Linked DNA regions of Homo sapiens: region 2 is linked to region 1. A link is a contact called in ENCODE Hi-C or POLR2A ChIA-PET data. All regions are on one chromosome and are shown on one strand. Each heading gives the region's core, a stretch centred on a gene start or an enhancer-like site at or near the end of the contact. The rest is flanking DNA. Distances are from core to core; before and after follow the strand shown.

Region 1 (5,014 bases), core at 847-3,346:
AGTTGTTTGTTTCAGCTCTTGGCCTACCCTAATACGAGGAGAAAACATAATTGTACTGTAACTGTAGTGATACATCTTTGTGAGAGGACCATAATTTTTATAAATACATAGGCTGAAATTGAGCTTGAGAAACTTCAGTCTTTCTCAAACAGTTCATTAAGATGAAAACATTGCTTTCTTTCTTTTGTATTAGTGCTAATAGCCCTTGTTCTGCTTGGACGGTTGTTGGAAGGGCTACTTTAGGCTGTGTACTTGCATATCCTGTCCCTTCTTGTCAATCTGTATTCTTCTTCTATCCTCTGAAATGAAATACGTCTCTTCACCATCTTACCTATCTTTTCCTTTCTCTTTCTTAATGATCAGAAACATGTTTTTAAAAGATTTTTCTTTCTGTGCCAGGTTTGGTCATGATAAAATCCTTCACATATTTCAAAGTGTGGTAACACAATTTAGAAACTTTGAGTGAGAACCCACTCTAAAGCTTTCAAGAATGACCTCATGATTTACTCTCACTTTAATACAGTAACTACAGCTTTTCTGTATTGACATACCACACTTGTCTAAGTTACGAAGCTGCATTGTAACCATGGACATAGATTCTTCACAGATTACACGTGTGTACCACACACAGATTCAGTCTGTGCTTCCTCTTTCTTCACTTTTGACCTCTGACTATGCCATCCGTGGAATTGAAGGCTATTAAAAGTATAGAGAACTGGATTGGCCCTTCTGAAAAGATGGCAAAAATTTTTTAAGAGGAGACTGCTCTGATTATCTATCTCATCAAATGACTAGATTGCTCAAATAATTATGTCTGTTCATATGAGAAGTCTTTTTTTAACTTATTACTTTCTCTGTTTATACTTGTTATCTCCCAATTCTCTTATTACCTAACCAGTATTCCAGTCATGACTGTAATGCCACTTGTGTCCTTCATACTGAACACCAACTTAAATGCACTTGCCTAAATGTTTTGCTTATAACTCAACACAAACTAGACAGAAAATGGAGAATTAAGTCAAGTTGCTCTATTGAAATAGAGTTTGGCCGGGTGCAGTGGCTCACTCCTGTATTCCCAGCACTATGGGAGGCAGAAGTGGGTGGTTGCTTGAGCTCAGGAATTCCAGACCATCCTGGCCAACATGACAAAACCTCATCTCTACTAAAAATACAAAAAAATTAATCGGGCTTGGTGGCACAGGCCTGTAGTCCCAGCTACTTGTTTGATCCTGACAGGTGGAGGTTACAGTGAGCCAAAATCATACCACTGCATTCTAGCCTGGGCAACAAGAGCGAGACTGTGTATGATGAAATAGAGTTTGGCCACTGGGCGTGGTGGTTCATGCCTATAATCCCAGCACTTTGGGAGGCTGAGGAGTATTGCTTGAAGCAAGGAGTTTGAGATCAGCCTGGGCAACATAGTGAGACCCTGTCTGTACAAAACATTTTTATAAATTAGCTGGGTGTGGTGGCATGCGCCTGTAACGCCAGCTACTCAGGAGGCAGAGGTAGGAGGATCACTTGATCCCAGGAGGTCAAGGCTGCAGCGAGCTGTGATCACACTACTGCACTTCAGCCAGGGTGACAGAGCAAGACCCTATCTCAAGAAAGAAAGAAATACATGTTGGTACCTGCACTGTTTCTTAATTTCATTCATTTGGTATAGGATTTTCATGATTTTTGCCCCACCTGATTATAACTACTTTTTGTTTAACCTAATATTTTCTTGGAATTTCATGCTTTTGTTTAAATAATTTACTTTTAAAGAAACTTTATACTACTAGTCAAACTAGAAAATCAATATCATGAACATAACTAGAAGATTAACTAGAACATTAATCTGGCTACTTAAACCTTCAAATGATTCTGAAGCTCAACTCTCTCTGTTAAAAAGGAGGATTAGCTGATACTAGCCGCACATTAAAATTTTCTTCTTGACAGATTCAGAAGGATTGACAGATAATTGAAAAGAGTAACTTTTGTAGCAATTTCATTAGTCAGAATAGGCTAAACTATATTGCCATAACAAACCATCTTTAAAATGGCAGCAGATTCATACAACAAATGTTGGTTTCTAATTCACCCAACAAATGTTGGCAACTCTCCAGGGCAGCTGTCCTTTATTGCTGCTTCAATCTTGTAGTTTCACTATCTCAACGTGAGACTTTCATCATGATTTTTCTGTCAGAGGAAGAGATACACTGTAGAATCATGCAGGGACTATGTCACTTCTGCTTTTATTTCATTGGCTCAAACTAGTCTTCTAAACTGCACAACAGCTGGTAATTGTAGTCACCCCTCTGCCTAGAAGGGAATGGAGACCAGGATATTGGTGGGCACTAGTAATGCCCACTGCGCTATGTAATTCAGTGCTATTTACTGCCGTTTTTATGGATGATTTTAAATCATCTTTTACATCCTAAAATCAGTCCCATACCTTGAGAAACAGTTTTTTGTTTTGTTTTTGAGACAGAGTGTCGCTTTGTTGCCCAGGCTGTGTGTAGAGGCACCATCTTGGCTCATTGCATCCTCTGCTTCCCAGGTTCTAGCAATTCTGCTGCTGCAGCCTCCCGAGTAGCTGGGACTACAGGCCCTCACCACCACTACACCTGGCTAATTTTTGTAGTTTTAGTAGAGATGGGGTTTCGCCATGTTGGCCAGGCTGGTCTTGAACTCCTGACCTCAAGTGATTCACCTGCCTTGGCCTCCCAAAGTGCTGGGATTACAGGCGCAAGCCACCATGCCTGCCCAGGAAGAGTATTATAAATGAAATATTATAATATTTGAAATCAAAATATCAGGATATGAATCTGTGATCTACCACTTAATTACTGTAATCTTGGACAAGAGATCTTATGATTCTGTTTTCCCATCTGCAAAACAGGATTAATGTATTTTACATAGAAAAATTACAAAGGTCGAATGAGCTTAGGTAAAAATTTAAATAAAAGTATAAAATAGGCTGGGTGTGGTGGCTCATGCCTGTAATCCCAGCACTTTGGGAGGCCAGTGTTTGCGGATCACTTGAGGTCAGGAGTTCAAGACCAGCCTGGCCAACATGCTAAAACCCCGTTTCTACTAAAAAAAAAAAAAAAAAAAAAAAAAAAAAAAAAAAAAATTAGCCCGGCATGGTGGTGCACAGCTGTAATCCCAGCTACTCCAGAGGCTGAGGTGGGAGAATTGCATGAACCCAGAAGGTGAGGTTGCAGTGAGCCTAGATTGTGCCACTGCACTTCAGCCTGGGTGACAGAGCGAGACTCTGTCTCAAGAAAAAAAAAAAAGTATTTTTATTTGTCGTTACATAGCTTTTTTTGAAAGTGAGGTAATTGTTTTTAGAGCTGTGTACCTCACATTAGAACTGGGCTCTAGCAAGAAGTTTTGCATCACTAACTAAAAGAAATAGGCCATCTATAAGACCCAACAGAATGATCCCATTTCATCAGTCTTTCTAAAACAAAATTTAGGGATGTTTTCTCTTCCATTTAAATACTCATTTTAAAAAAAATTGTTACATTTAATTCTTATTTGAGTGCCAAATAAGATCAGAGCAAAATTAAAAGTTTGTATAAAGCTCTATAAGAAAACTACCGTCTATAGATGTAATGTTGGAAAAAGTTTTTAAACTTTTTTACTTGATAAACATTAAAATGGTATCATTAATTTTTAAAACAAGGCAAAGTGTGATGATATTTATTTTAATTGATTGAACTAAGTTAGAACAAACTAAATTCATAAGCCAGACATTGCTACAGATTTCTTATACACTGTTGGTATAAAGTCTAGCCACATATATCTGAAGTAACTTGATTTTCTAAGTCACTTGCTCCTGTCCCAACTTCTTTCTTAATTTTCTGGTGGAGTTTGTAAAGGAGTGCTATTATTTCTTCTTAAGGCAGTTGTTAGGATTCACCAGTGGTGACAACTGAGACTGGGCTTTTTTGTGGTAAGATGTTTAATTACTAATTCAGTTTATTTACTTGTTATAAATCTATTCAGATTTTTCCATGTCTTAATGAATGAGTTTTGATAATTTGTGTCTTTCTGTGAATTTGCCCATTTCATCTAAGTTATCAAATTTGTTGGCTTAAAGTTGTTATTAATATGCCCTTATAGTCCTTTACGTTTCTGCAGAGTCAATAGTGATGGCCCCATTTTTATTCCTAATTTGATAGTTCATGTTTTGCTGTTTCTCTTTGTCAGTCTAGAGTAAGTTTTTTCTATTTTGTTTATCTTTTCAAAGAATTAAATTCTCGTTTCATCATTTTCCTCTGAAAAGCAAATAAGTTTATTTGCTGTTTCATTGAGTTCTGCTTTAATCTTTATGGTTTTATTTTTCTGCCTGATTTGGGGTTTAATTTGTGCTTTCCAAATTTTTAAAGACATAAGCTGTGAGCATGTTTTTCTCCAGTTATTTTTCAATTGTTGTAACCATAAAATTTTCATGAAACTTTAAAAAAAGATAAATTAGTGAAATTAATGGGTCTTCTGAAACGAGTTTCTTAAAATCACCTTATAATTCCAATTGTTAATAGAAAATTAACATATATTAAACTCCGATGAGTTGGGGGGCATCTGCAATACATTTTTCTCTTTAAATTGTGTAGCCTATGTTTTGTCCCATTTTCATGGCACTTGGCTTTCTCCTGTTTGTATCATAGCTGTTCTTCTTCTGTCTTACCCCCTCATTAAGTTCCTTTAGGCTGGACACTGTCTTAATTATGTTTGAATCCCCTGAAGCATTTCTTACTGCTCTGTGCACATGGTAGGAACACAGAAGCATTCATTGAATTGAAGGGAACAGCTCATATGTTTTATGGAATTGGTTTACAAATAGTTATTGCAGGTTTCTAACAAAATAATTTTCATTTAAACTGTCATTATTTGTATGTGAAAATTTCATGTAGCACCAAATTTGCATTTTTAACACATCTGAGTTTTCATGTTTGTGAAGTATCCCAATACTCTCAGATGATTATGCTAATCCTTAAAAAGTTATCATGATGCCTCTTTTCTT
Region 2 (5,014 bases), core at 1,012-3,511, 51 kb after region 1:
CCTTAATGACTAATTATGTCAAACATCCTTTCATGTACTTATTGACCATTTGTATACCCTCTTTGGTGAAATGTCTATTCCAGTATTTTGCCTATGTTCTAATTCATTTATTTGCCTTTTTATGGTTGAGTAGTAGGAGTTCTTTATGTAGTCTGGGTTCAAGTCCCTTGAACACATGATTCACATATATTTTCTCCCATTTAGTGGGTTGTCTTTTCACTCTCTTGATGGTATCCTTTGAAGCATGACACTTCTTAATATTGATGAAGTCTGATTTATCTGTTTTTCCTTTTGTCACTTGTGCTTTTAGTGTCATATCTAAGAAATCATTGCCTAACCAAAGGTCACAAAGTTTACTACCATGTTTTCTTCTAAGAGTTTTATAGTTTTAGCTTATACATTTAGGTCCACAATACATTTTTAGTTAATTTTGATATATGAGGTAGGGCTTCATCTTCATACCTTTGTTTGTGGTTATCCAGTTGTCCCAACACCGTTGAAGAGATTATTTTTTCCCATTGAATTGTCATTGCATCCTTGTTAAAAATCATTTGGCCAAGGCAGGAATGGTGACTCATGCCTGTAATTTTAGCACTTTGGGAGGGTGAAGTGGGAGGATTGCTTAAGCCCAGGAGTTCAAGACCAGCCTGGGCAACATAATGAGGCACCATCTCTACAAAAAAATTTTTAAAAAAATTATCCAGGCATGGCAGTGCATACCTGTAGCCCTAGCTACTCAGGAGGCTGAGGCAAGAGGATTGCTTGAGCCCAGGAGGTCGAGGCTGCAGTGAGCCATGGTTGTACCACTGCATTCCAGCCTGGGCAACAGAGCGAGACCCTGTCCTAGAAAAGAAAAAAAAAGATCAATTGACCATAATGTAAGAGTATTATTTCTGGACTCTTTATTTCATTGGTCTATTCTGATGCCAGTACCATACTGCCTTGATTAATGTTGCGTTGTAATAAATTTTGAAAATAGGAAATGTGAGTCTTCCAACTCTGTTCTTCTTTTTAAAGGTTGTTTTTTAATTTTGGGCCCCTTATATTTCCATATAATTTTTATGATCAGCTGGTCAATTTCTGCAAAAATAAGGGAAGAAGGAAAGGAAGCGAGTAAGCAAGCAGCTGGAATTTTGATAAGGATTGCATTAAATTGGTAGATTGATTTGGGGAGTATTGATATCATAACAAAATTGTCTTCCAAACCATGAACATGGAAAACCATAATGCACCCTCCCCCCTGCAAAAAAAGAAGATTTGATACACACAATATGGATGAAACTCATTCTAAAATACACATTGCCTCCAAAGACCAGACAATCTTTAAAGTATGTCAAAGAATTTTCTTAAATTTTTTTAAATCACTTTCTCTGTTCTTAAAAATTAAGAACCCAATAACCCTGATAATTTAGCACTGATTTCTCTCTCTTAAGCTACCACTATTTCCATTAAATCCTCCCTTTTAGTGATCTTCAAATGGCCCTATTGTTAATTGTAATGAGGGGGAAAAAGGCTATCTTTATTCCACTGGCCAGACTTTTTTCTCCTGGTAAATTTTCATTTTGCAGGCAGAGAGGTTTTATCGTAGCAGTTACTTGCAAGTGGGAAGTAGAAATGAAACAAAAAGGGAAGAAAAATGGTAGTATTTAAGGAAGAATGCAGAATCAACGTACACTAAGTAGGAAAAAAATGAAAATGCGTGACCTGGTGACATTTTAAGCATATTTTAAATGAAATGGTTTGGAGGGGAGGACCTGGCTTTGTGTTTCAACATACAGTATTTGAATACACTATTATGTTGGTGCAAAAGTAATTGTGGTTTTTGCCATTACCTTTAATGGTGCCATAATGGCAAAAACCTCAATTACTTTTGCACCAAACTAATAAATTCCTGCAAGTGAGAAGCTGTTCATCTGGTCCTACAGAGCAACTTCAAAATATATTTCAGATATTCCCACCTTTTAAAAAAATATATTATTTATTTTTCAGACAGGATCTTGCTCTGTTGCCCAGGCTGGAGTGCAGTGACATGATCATGGCTAACTGCTACCTCGGCCTCCTGGGTTCAAGCAGTTCTCCTGCCTCAGTCTCCTAAGTAGCTGGGACCACAGGCGCGCGCCACCACACCCAGCCAATTTTTGTATTTTTTGCAGAGACGGGGTTTCACCACGTTGCCCAGGCTGGTCTTGAACTCCTGGGCTCAAGTGATCAACCTGCCTCGGCATCCCAAAGTGCTGGGATTTCAAGCATGAGCCACCGCGCCTGGCCCCACCCTTGTTTGTTTTCAGAAGTAACTATTTTTAATTTATTTTAAAATAGGAAATGAAAGTGGAATAGGGAAGAGGTTACTGACAGTTAAGTCTGTAATCTAGAAACCAGAAAGGAAGTGCCTCTACTGTTTCTACTTTATTCCACCAGAAATCCTGGCATACTTTCAGGAAGAGGAGACAGAGGCAGCCGTTGATAATCTAAGACTTAAGATGGAGGGATTCGCAATTAGGTCCCTGTCTGTTATTTGAGAAGCCCCCACTAATTCATCTACTAGGCCTTTCATAATGTGTAAAATTTTACTCAAGATCAACAAATAAGAAAAGTTCAAAACAAATGTAATTGCCAAAGATAGTTTTTTCGTATCATAACCTGGTATCGGATTTCTTTCGTTATAGAGTGCACGACAGATAATATATTAATGTCATCCTCAAATGATATTTTGAGACGAGGTAAGTAAATAGGAAAGAAAAAGTAGATTTAGCAAGGTTTAAAAAATACCAGTCAAACCAGATGAAAAGGACCTGGTGTGGTAGCAGTATCTAATATAGCCACTCACAGAAGAATTCTTGAACTTCTTTCTGCATTAGTACTTGGAAGTACTGAAAGTAGTAATGTAGAAAGGGTTGCAGTTATCTGTCTCTTAAGAACCTCCATTCGATTACCTTACTTAGTGTTTACAACATGCTTTGTTAAGATTATTGAGATTAACATGCTATGAGCAATATGCCTATTATTACAAGTTATCTCTTATTCAGACATTCTCACCATTTGTAATATTTCTTTCCAGTGAGGAAGACACTGTGTTGTGCTCATTGGGAGCATAGATTCTGGAGTCAGGGAGCTCAAGTTCTAATCCTGGCTCTGCCATTTACTGGTTTTATTACTTTGAGCAAATAATTTAATGTATCTGTGCCTCTATTTTCTCATCTGTAAAATGAGGGTAATAATTTCTACCTTAGAAAGTGGAATCTAAAGTTATGAAGGTTAAGCTAATATATGTAAAGTGTTTACACTAGTGACTTGTACATCATAAGCATTATGTAAGTATATGCTAAATAAATATATACTCTTATTTTCCATATAGATTATAAACTTTTCAAAGTCAATGACTATATCTCCGTGTTGTATAAATTCTCGTATCTGTTGTTAACCATGTACATAGGAAACACTTATTATCAGAGTAACTTTGTAGGAGACAGTGAAATAGAGCCCCAGAATATCTAGAGGTCTGGAATCTACAATGAGAAAAATTTGCAAAAGATTAGTTAGTTTAACCTTTAGGAGGGAGGAAAGTGTTACTCATTAATTTGAAGAGACCAGTTTTGCCTTTTCATTTTATCAAGGAATAAGAAGCTTTCAATTGTTCTTGAGAAAAAAATAAGTTATCTAAATGTTTATAACATAAAAATAACCCTACTGATTCTCTTATTTCTGTTCTGTGGCAAAGAAATCTATTTATGTTGCCTCTGGGAGGATAATAGGAGAGGAAAAATAGAGCCTTGTTTTTCTACCTTGACATACATTCAGTGAGAGTTTTGTAGAGATTTTTCACAGATGGAACTTGAGTTCAGTACTAATACACAAAAATACACATATACCCTATCTCTGACCCCCAGCTTGTGACTTTATTAGAGAAGTTGATATAAATGTTAAATGGAATAATAACAATGCAGATCTTACCTTCTTAGCATTTGGAGTGGTTTACTGTGTAATACTGAATATCCTAAATAATAGGATATGATTGTGTTTTGTGATGCTGTTGTTTTGGCATCAAACCGTATGACACTTCAGTTAATGCTTGTAATGCTAATGGATATATCTGACCCCATAAAAAGATTTTTGTAAAGTCCTTTAAAATCTGTGCTACTGTGGATTGTTACAAGGTGAGATTAAATGCTCTGAATTTAGAACAAAGCCTGAATAAATATGGACGGTAAGTCAACCTAACATAAACAGATACTCATTTTAGGTAAAATTTTTTTTCTGCCTCACATTTATAATCATTTTGAGTTCCCTGGCTCATTTTTATTTGATTCGTGTAAATTTTTTACTTGGAAGCGAATTTATATTGGGAGTGAGTAGTCCAAGAAAAACCTCATAACTTTGTAATTTTTGAGTTAAAATGTGAAAACTAAAGAAATGACCAAAGTGAATGTACAAATAGTTGCAGAACTAGACCATTTTATTTTGAAAGATTCATGTTCTTCAATGCCTTCTTGTTACAGGTGATGCTGAACAGGAGCTTGGCCCCCCTCCATCTGTAGATGAGGCAGCAAACACACTCATGACTCGTCTGGGTTTCCTCCTTGGAGAGAAAGTCACAGAAGTTCAGCCAGGTGACCAATACAGCATGGAAGTACAGGATGAAAATCAGGTAAGCTGTTTGCTATCACCTTTGTGAAACATGGTGTGAATCAGCTTATTATGCCAGAAATAATCCCAATTGTTGAATGCCTTTTGAGGCCTAGAATACAACTTAACTTTCCATAATCACTATTATTTCTTCAGTTTATGAATAATCTTTTAGCTTTAGTCTTAGATTTAACAACCCAAAAAGCCACTTTTAGGTTTTGATTGATTTAATGAATGAACGAGCAAGCCAACAAATAAAATTGACACGTATATAAGCACTGCACCCCAAATTTGCAGAATATACATTCTTTTCAAGTGCATGTGGATTATTTACCGAATTGGTTATATGCTGAGCCATAGAGCAGGTCTTGACAAATTTCCAAAGATTCCA

Evidence for each region. Hi-C counts contacts between places; a loop is a spot of excess contacts on that map. ChIA-PET counts read pairs that join two places held with the same protein, here RNA polymerase II (POLR2A). Pooled maps may share reads with other maps.
Region 2: a pooled map shows a loop between it and region 1 (2.4-fold over the local background). The contact joins two enhancer-like sites. A Hi-C loop is called at or near these places in 1 of 37 single-sample maps with no recorded cell type and 2 of 50 pooled maps. POLR2A ChIA-PET finds 5 or more read pairs at or near these places in 3 of 52 experiments (PC-9, activated CD4-positive, alpha-beta T cell and activated T-cell).

Annotation. Positions count from the first base shown.
Region 1 is chr17:63,138,300-63,143,313 of GRCh38, forward strand. The region is part of intron 4 of TANC2 (tetratricopeptide repeat, ankyrin repeat and coiled-coil containing 2); the gene reads left to right. Among named protein-coding and RNA genes, the nearest start is that of TANC2, 170 kb to the left of the region's middle. Within about 2 kb of position 2,097, at least 3 of the 41 ENCODE cell types and tissues checked have a DNase peak (open chromatin) inside an H3K27ac peak, as active enhancers do.
Region 2 is chr17:63,189,495-63,194,508 of GRCh38, forward strand. It overlaps TANC2 (tetratricopeptide repeat, ankyrin repeat and coiled-coil containing 2), which reads left to right. Exons shown (of 28, transcript NM_001394998.1): 6 at 4,497-4,645. Among named protein-coding and RNA genes, the nearest start is that of TANC2, 230 kb to the left of the region's middle. Within about 2 kb of position 2,262, at least 5 of the 41 ENCODE cell types and tissues checked have a DNase peak (open chromatin) inside an H3K27ac peak, as active enhancers do.